Regions from separate parts of the Homo sapiens genome. Here region 2 is linked to region 1. Evidence: read pairs that join two places in POLR2A ChIA-PET (ENCODE). Cell type or tissue: PC-9. All regions are shown on one strand.

Region 1 (4,000 bases):
ACTGTGAACTCACCACTGTACTCTAGCCTGCGTGGCAGAGTGAGACCCTGTCTCAAAACAAAAAGAAAAAACCAAAAAATCCATATATATATGAATAACATAATGCTTAAATAGGTAGGAACAGGTTTGTTTTATAACCCATTTTTCACTTATATGTCACAGACATCTTATGCCAATAAAGTTTTATATTATTTTATTTTTATATACAGAATATTTCACTGTACACATTTATCATAATCTACTTAACCATTTCCCCACAGACATACATTTATATTAACAGACGTGCTGTTTCAAATAAACAATGCTGTGATAAACACTAATTTTCATTAACATAGTCAAAATTTAGAAGTCCTTTTTTTATGCTTCTGTTTTTTGTGTCGTACTTAACAAGGCTTTTCCTAGCCTAAGACTTTGAAAACACTTACCTATTTCCTTCTAGAACTTTCACGGCTTCCCTTGTTACATTCAATTCAATAAAGCCAACTAGGATTTATTTGGTGGAATGAATGTACAGGGATGATGTAGGGATCCTGCTTTAGGTAAGATTTCCTAAATAATCCATCTTTCCCCATTAAACTAAAGGTCCATCTTCATCATACACCCCCTTCCCATAGATACATATATTTGGGACCACTTCTGGATGTTGTTTCTTATGGGTTTTGTACACACATTTTTTTTTTTTTTTGAGATGGAGTCTCGCTCTGTTGCCCAGGCTGGAGTGCAGTGGCACGATCTTGGCTCACTGCAAGCTCTGCCTCCTGGGTTCAGGCCACTCTCCTGCCTCAGCCTCCTGAGTAGCTGGGACTACAGGCGCCCGCCACCACCACGTCCGGCTATTTTTTTATATATATATTTTTAGTAGAGATGGGGTTTCACCGTGTTAGCCAGGATGGTCTCGACCTCCTGACCTTGTGATCCGCCTGCCTTGGCCTCCCAAAGTGCTGGGATTACAGGCGTGAGCCACCACGCCCGGCCTGTACATACATTTTTAATGATTTCACTTTTTACATAACTCTGATTCATCTGGGGAGAAAATCAATTTAGTTCTTTACACAGCTCACAAAAACAAATTCCAACTAGTTATCTCATTGTCTCATCTTCCCACAATGACTTACGACACTTCTCTGAACATATGTTGCATCTTCACCTATACCAGGGCTTGTTCTGGGCCCTGCATCACCACTGACCTGTGTCCAATCCTGTGCTGCCATCACACTAATTTAATCACCACAACTCTGTGCTATACTTTACTATCTAAGTAAGGTTAGCACCCATCATCTTTTAAAACAATTTTAGAATTCTTGCCTACTATTCTTTCAAGTGAACTTTATGACCATGTTGACAAATCTCAAAATAAAACTATTCTAAAAGAAAAAAGAAAACTATTTTAATATGTTGATTGGGATTATGTTTAATAAATCAATTAATGTAGGCAGCACCCCACTTCAAATTGGGCCATCACCATACCAAATTAAGGAATGTTATTCTACTTACACTACTTAACCTACTTAAAAAGAGAAATCCAAAGCTATCTGGTTTGCTATAATTTGCTTCATGAACCTCCTTCACATTTCTGATCATATTTTTCTAACATTTCTAAATAATATAAAAAGGAAATTTAGAAAGAAAAAACAGCAAAACAAAACCAAATCACGCAGTTATACCACTCAAACACAAGCACTATCCTCATTTTATTGTGTTTGACATAGCCCCACCTAGCTGATATGGCAGCTGCCACCCTCACCCTGACCAAACGGCTAAGCCACAGGCAGCAGGGAAAGGTTTCCATTATATTCAGTACTAAGCATGACTGTCCCCAAAGAATACAGCTTTTCCCTAGCACCTTCATAAAAAGGTAATTCAGTTGGTAGTTGGTTTAAATATTCACCAAGGTAAAATGTTTATGTAAAGAATGAAAAACTCTACCCAATTGCAGACACCTGGCTTAAAGAGGCAATAAATCAAGGAACAGCATTCTCTAGCCAGAGTACACACCTGGAGTCAAGACTCTAGAAATTGGCTACCAGAGATGTAATAAAAACAGATCATACTTGCAAATGTTTCTAAGCACCTATGAAGACTGACAAAAAACAAATTTGATATTATCACCACTATTAGTCATTTCAAGGCACTGCCAGCTACACAGCCTACTTACAAGTCAAAGAAATCTGAAGCTGTCTGATGCATTTAAAAGGATAAGGTAACACTCGCCAGGTAGCCAAGACCTATAAATAGACTTTTTTTTTTTTTTTTTTGAGACAGAGTCTTGCTCTGTCACCCAGGCTGGAGGGCAGTGGCGCCATCTCGGCTCACTGCAAGCTCCGCCTCCTGGGTTCACGCCATTCTCCTGCCTCAGCCTCCTGAGTAGCTGGGACTACAGGCGCCCGCCACCACGCCCGGCTAATTTTTTGTATTTTTAGTAGAGACGGGGTTTCACCATGTTAGCCAGGATGGTCTCGATCTCCTGACCTCGTGATCCGCCCACCTTGGCCTCCCAAAGTGCTGGGATTACAGGCGTGAGCCACTGCGCCCAGCCCTTTTTTTATTTTTTTTTCTTTTGAAGAGCAGGATCTAGCTCTGTTGCCCAGGCTGGAGTGCAGTGGCATGATCATAGCTCACTGCAGCCTTGAACTACTGGGTTCATGTGATCCTCCCACCTCAGCCTCCCAAGAATTTGGGACTACAGGCATGCACCACCATGCCCAGCTAAATTTTAATTTTTTTGGTAAAGATAAGCGTCTCCCAGGCCAGGTGCAGTGGCTCACACCTGTAATCCCAGCACTTTAGGAGGCCGAAGCGGGTGGATCACCTGAGGTTGGGAGTTTGAGACCAGCCTGACCAACATGGAGAAACCCTGTCTCTACTAAAAATACAAAATTAGCCGGGCGTGGTGGCACATACCTGTAATCCCAGCTACTCACGAGGCTGAGGCAGGAGAATTGCTTGAGCCCAGGAGGCGGAGGTTGCAGTGACCCAAGACCGCGCCATTGCACTCCAGCCTGGGCAACAAGAGCAAAACTCTGTCTCAAAAAATAAAAAAAAGAGAGATAAGCATCTCCCCATGCTGCCCAGGCTGATCTCGAACTCCTGACCTCAAGCAATCCTCCTGCCTCGGCCTCCTAATGTGCTAAGATTACAGACGTGAGCCACCGTACCTGACCCTAAACCTAAATAGGCTTTAAATAGGTTTTTCCCTTTTTGAGACAAGAGATAATTCAGTAAAGATTGTTCCCAATTATTTTCAGTTTTAAGGGTCTGGAATTGTATCCCTCCCCAGAAAGAGAGTTCCTGGCCCTAAAGAATAAAAATGAGAGGCACCCAGAGCAGGGATGCGTTGGGGTCACACCCACTTCCATTCGGCAAAAGGAAGAATAGCTGGATCCTGTAACACCCACTGCAACCACAGGATTCTGGCTTATTTGAGGAAGAGGATTCAAAAAAGCATACGAACAACTTTGTACTGCCCTCATCACATAATAGAAATTCCAAAATAAAATCCATTTTCCCTTTGCCTGCTAAAGATGCTTTCTCCCATCTGCTACTGAGAATCAGTTGTCAACCTAAATCTCTCCTTTGCATCCTCTTCCCATGGGTGTTTTTTAGTCAACTTATTAACCTTCCAAGTAGCAAAGGAGTTTGGGATGGGCAGAAGAGTTGGAGCCTACTCTAAATCGAAGGCAAGCTGTAGAAACAGTTTTTGTATTTCAGACATGCTGCAAATCTCCTCAGCCAACCCATCTGAGGTCAAACAGCCCTTCTGTCTCTCCTGAGACGTATGAACGGATTACATCTTTGTCAGCATTCCATATATCTACATTTCTTTCCTGTCTGTGAAAAGCAACAATTTGGGCCAGGCACGGTGGCTCACACCTGTAATCCCAGTGTGGATCGCTTAAGGCCAGGAGTTCGAGACCAGCCTGGCCAACATGGCAAAACCCCATCACTACTAAGAATACAAAAAGTAGTTGGGCACAGTGGCTCATGCCTATAATCCCAACAC
Region 2 (4,000 bases), 280 kb after region 1:
CAAACAAATTTGAGTCAACATTTTAGAAAGTTGGGCACATATGGCCAGGTGCGGTAGCTCATGCCTGTAATCCCAGCACTTTGGGAGGCTGAGGCAGGTGGATCACTTGAGGTCAGGAGTTAGAGACCAGCCTGCCCAACAGGGTGAAACCTCGCCTCTACTAAAAATACAAAAATTAGCCGGGAATGGAGGAGGGTGCCTGTAATCCCAGCTACTCGGGAGGCTGAGGCAGGAGAATCCTTTGAACCTGGGAAGTGGAGCTTGCAGTGAGCCGAGATCACGCCTCTGCACTCTAGCCTGGGTGGCAGAGTGAGACTCCATCTCAAAAATAAATATTGGGAGGTCAAGGTGGGTGGATCACCTGAGGTCGGGAGTTCAAGACCAGCCTGGCCAACATGGTGAAACCCCATCTCTATTAAAAATACAAAATTAGCTGGGCCTGGTGGTGCGCACCTGTAATCCCAGCTACTCGGGAGGCTGAGGCAGGAGAATCACTCGAACCCAGGAGGCAGAGGTTGCAGTGAGATCGCACCACTGCACTCCAGCCTGGGCAAAAAGAGCGAAACTCCATCTCATAAATACATAAATAAATAAATAAAGCATGCAGAGCAGACACCCACTAGCTGAGAACATACTAGAGAGCCAGGCTGCCTGAGTTCACCTCTCAGATAGCCACGTGGTAGCTGTGTGACCTATGGCAAGCTACTTGACCTCTCAGTGCTTCAGTTTCCTATGTTAAGTGGGAATTATAATAATACCCTCCTCCTAGCCCTGTTGCTAGTATCAAAGACGTTTAAAACAGAGGCTGGCACAGTCAATGCTATATGAATAGTCTTATTTTGGGGGGAGGGGCTCTTGCCCACAAGGGAACCCAAGTCTGTCTGGGACCTCCCTCTCTCTGTCTGAGGTCTCTGTCACCAAGGCTGGAGAGCAGTGGCATGATCACAGTTCACTGCAGCCTTGATCTCCCCAGTTTCAGCGATCCTCCTACCTCAGCCTCCCTAATAGCTGGGACCATAGGCATATGCCACCACGCCTGGCTAATTTTTGTATTTTTAGTAGAGACAGGGTTTCTCCATGTTTCCCAGGCTGGCCTCAAACTCCTGGCCTCAAGTGATCCTTTCTCCTGCCTCAGCCTCCTGAGAAGCTGGAGAGGGGCTCCCATTTTGGCCCCCACAATACAATAGAGGCAATGAAGAAAGGAGTTATCTCTTGGGACTGAGGAGCAGAGGAAGAGGTGGATGGATTTGAGGAATAGGGAAGAAGCATCAGATTTGGTAGGTAAGGGAGGGAAAGAGAAGGTTTAAATCCAGGATCCCTGGCCTTTGAGCTTAGGTGGTCAGTGGCAGGCAGCGGTGGGTGGAGGCAGAGAACAGAAGTGTCATTGACCAAAGTAGAAAATATGACAGGAGAGCAAGTTCAAGAGAGAAGATGAAGACAGGCGCAGTGGCTCGTACCTATAATCCTGGCACTTTGGGAGGCCGAGGCCAGAGGATTGCTTGAGCCCAGGAGTTCAAGACCAGCTTGGGAAACATAGTGAGACCCTATTTCTATAAAAATTTAAAAATTGGCCGGATACAGGTGGCTCACACCTGTAATCCCAGCACTTTGAAAGGCTGAGGCGGGAAGATTACTTGAGGTTAGGCATTTGAGACCAGCCTGGCCAACATGGTGAAACCCCGTCTCTACTAAAAATACAAACATTAGCCGGGCATGATGGCACATGCCTGTAATCCCAGCTACTCAGGAGGCTGAGGCAGGAGAATATCCTGAACCCAGGAGGCGGAGGTTGCAGTAACCGAGATTGCGCCACTGCACTCCAGCCTGGGCGACAGAGTGAGACTCTGTCTCAATAAAATAAATAAAATAAAAAATAGAGATAGGGTTTCGTCTCTTCTAATAATAAAAAAACTAGCTGGGTATGGTGGTGCGCAGCTATAGTCCCAGCTACTCAGGAGGCTGAGGCATGAGAATCCCTTGAACCTGGGAACCTGGGAGGCAGAGGTTGCAGTGAGCCGAGACCATACCATTGCACTCCAGCCTGGGCAACAGAGAGAGACTGCCTCAAAAAAAAAAAAAAAGAAAGAAAAAAAGGCCGGGCACGGTGGCTCATGTCTAGAATCCCAGCACTTTGGGAGGCCAAGGCGGGCGGATCACTTGAGGTCAGGAGTTGGAGACCAGCCTGGCCAGCATGGTGAAACTCCATCTCTACTAAAAATACAAAAAACTTAGCCGGGCATGGTGGCACATGCCCGTAGTCCCAGCTACCCGGGAGGCTGAGGTGGGAGAATGGCTTGAACCCAGAAGGCAGAAGTTGCAGTGAGCCAAGATTGCACCACTGCACTCAAGCCTGGGTGACAGAGCAAGACTCTGTCTCAACAACAACAACAACAAAAAAAAAAAAAAAGAAAAAAAAAGAAAAAAGAAAGAAAGAAAGAAAGAAAGAAAGAAAGAAAGAAAGAAAAGAAAGAAAGAAAAAGCCCTGGCGCGGTGGCTTACACCTATAATCCCAGCACTTTGGGAGGCCGAGGAGGGCACATCCCCTGAGGTCAGGAGTTCGAGACCAGCATGCTTAACATGGAGAAATCCCATCTCTACTAAAAATACAAAATTAGCTGGGCTTGGTGGCACATGCCTGTAATCCTAGTAATCCCTGTAATCCCTACTCAGGAAGCTGAGGCAGGAGAATTGCTTGAACTCGGCAGGTGGAGGTTGCAGTGAGCCGAGATTGTACCATTGCACTCTAGCCTGGGCAACAAGAGCAAAACTCTGTCTCAAGAAAAAAAAAAAGAAAAGAAATTTTTAAAATTAGCTGGTATGGTAAAGTGTGCCTATGGCCCTGATCAGCTTAGGAGGTTGAAGTGGGGGGATCATTGAGCTCAGCAGATCGAGGCTGCAGTGAGCTATGATCATGCCACTGCACTCCAGCCTGGGTGACAGAACTAGACCTTGTCTCTAAAATAAATAATAAAGGTAAAATTGTATATTCCTTCAGCTACACCCCCTTCTCTTAGCTTTATTCCTCCTTACTATTGCACTTACTTTTCACATTTGTCTGGCTCGCCCTCAAGAACAGTATGTTTCCTTCATTCCTATCCCCAGAGCCTAGAAGAGTACCTGGCACATACAAGGTGCTCAATAAATATTGGTTGATTGAATTAATGGCCAGACACTTCCTTCTCTTTCCTGGCTCAGCCCGGACCTCAGCCCTCTATTCCCATGAATCCACTTACGGGAGTGTCCACCTGTCTGGATGCACAATTCCTAAAAGCAGCCCACTGTGAACGGACAATTTACTCTCCCTTCGTTTCGTTGATACCAGAAATGAGGCTGCGAAGAACACTCTTCTTCATATTGTTGCCCACTGTATCTGTCAGGCTCAATTCCTCACAGTGGAACAACGGAGCCAAGACTTTTGTGTGCATTTGATCATTTTATTTTGAGACGAGGTCTCACTCTGTCGCCCAGGCTGGAGTGCAGTGGCATGATCTCGGCTCCCTGCAACCTCCACCTTCTGGGTTCAAGCGATTCTCCCACCTCAGCCTCCCAAGTATCTGGGATTACAGGCGTGCACCACCACACTCGGCTAATTTTTTTGTATTTTTAATAGAGATGGGGTTTTACCATGTTGGCTAGGCTAGCTCGAACTCCTGACCTCAGGTGATCTGCCCTCCTAGGCCTCCCAAAGTGCTGGGATCACAGGCGTGAGCCACCGTGCCGGCCGTGTGCATTTTAAATAATGATTACTAATAGGTATTTTTCCTCCTAAAGGTTGCAGTGATTTTTGGCTTCCCCTAATGACACACGAGAGTACCCCAGCCTCCTGCTCCCTCAAATTGGGTTTCCTCCACCTTTTAATATTTGCCAACCTGACAGGGGGAAACGGCATCCTGGGATAATTCACATTTCTCCAGTAGGAAGTGACGTACAGCGTCTTTTCAGGCATATTGCTTTTTGCTAAGGTTTTACGTCTTCTTGGAGACATTTACCGTGGACGCCA

Evidence for each region. ChIA-PET counts read pairs that join two places held together with the same protein. Peaks named below come from ENCODE experiments on the same cell type or tissue, not always from the same donor. Only the 100,000 strongest peaks of a DNase experiment are listed, where the experiment ranks them.
Region 2: POLR2A ChIA-PET joins it to region 1 with 30 read pairs; 2 of 35 experiments call an interaction of 5 or more read pairs at or near these places.

The regions. Positions count from the first base shown.
Region 1 is chr12:122,109,332-122,113,331 of GRCh38, reverse strand. The region is part of intron 1 of MLXIP (MLX interacting protein); the gene reads right to left. Among named protein-coding and RNA genes, the nearest start is that of MLXIP, 33 kb to the right of the region's middle. RefSeq lists an enhancer at 916-1,210. In PC-9, no CTCF peak of the experiment used is centred here; DNase peaks (open chromatin) are centred at 1,071 and 2,111; H3K27ac peaks cover 2,248 bases.
Region 2 is chr12:121,833,452-121,837,451 of GRCh38, reverse strand. No RefSeq gene overlaps it. Among named protein-coding and RNA genes, the nearest start is that of TIALD, 21 kb to the left of the region's middle. In PC-9, no CTCF peak of the experiment used is centred here; no DNase peak of the experiment used is centred here.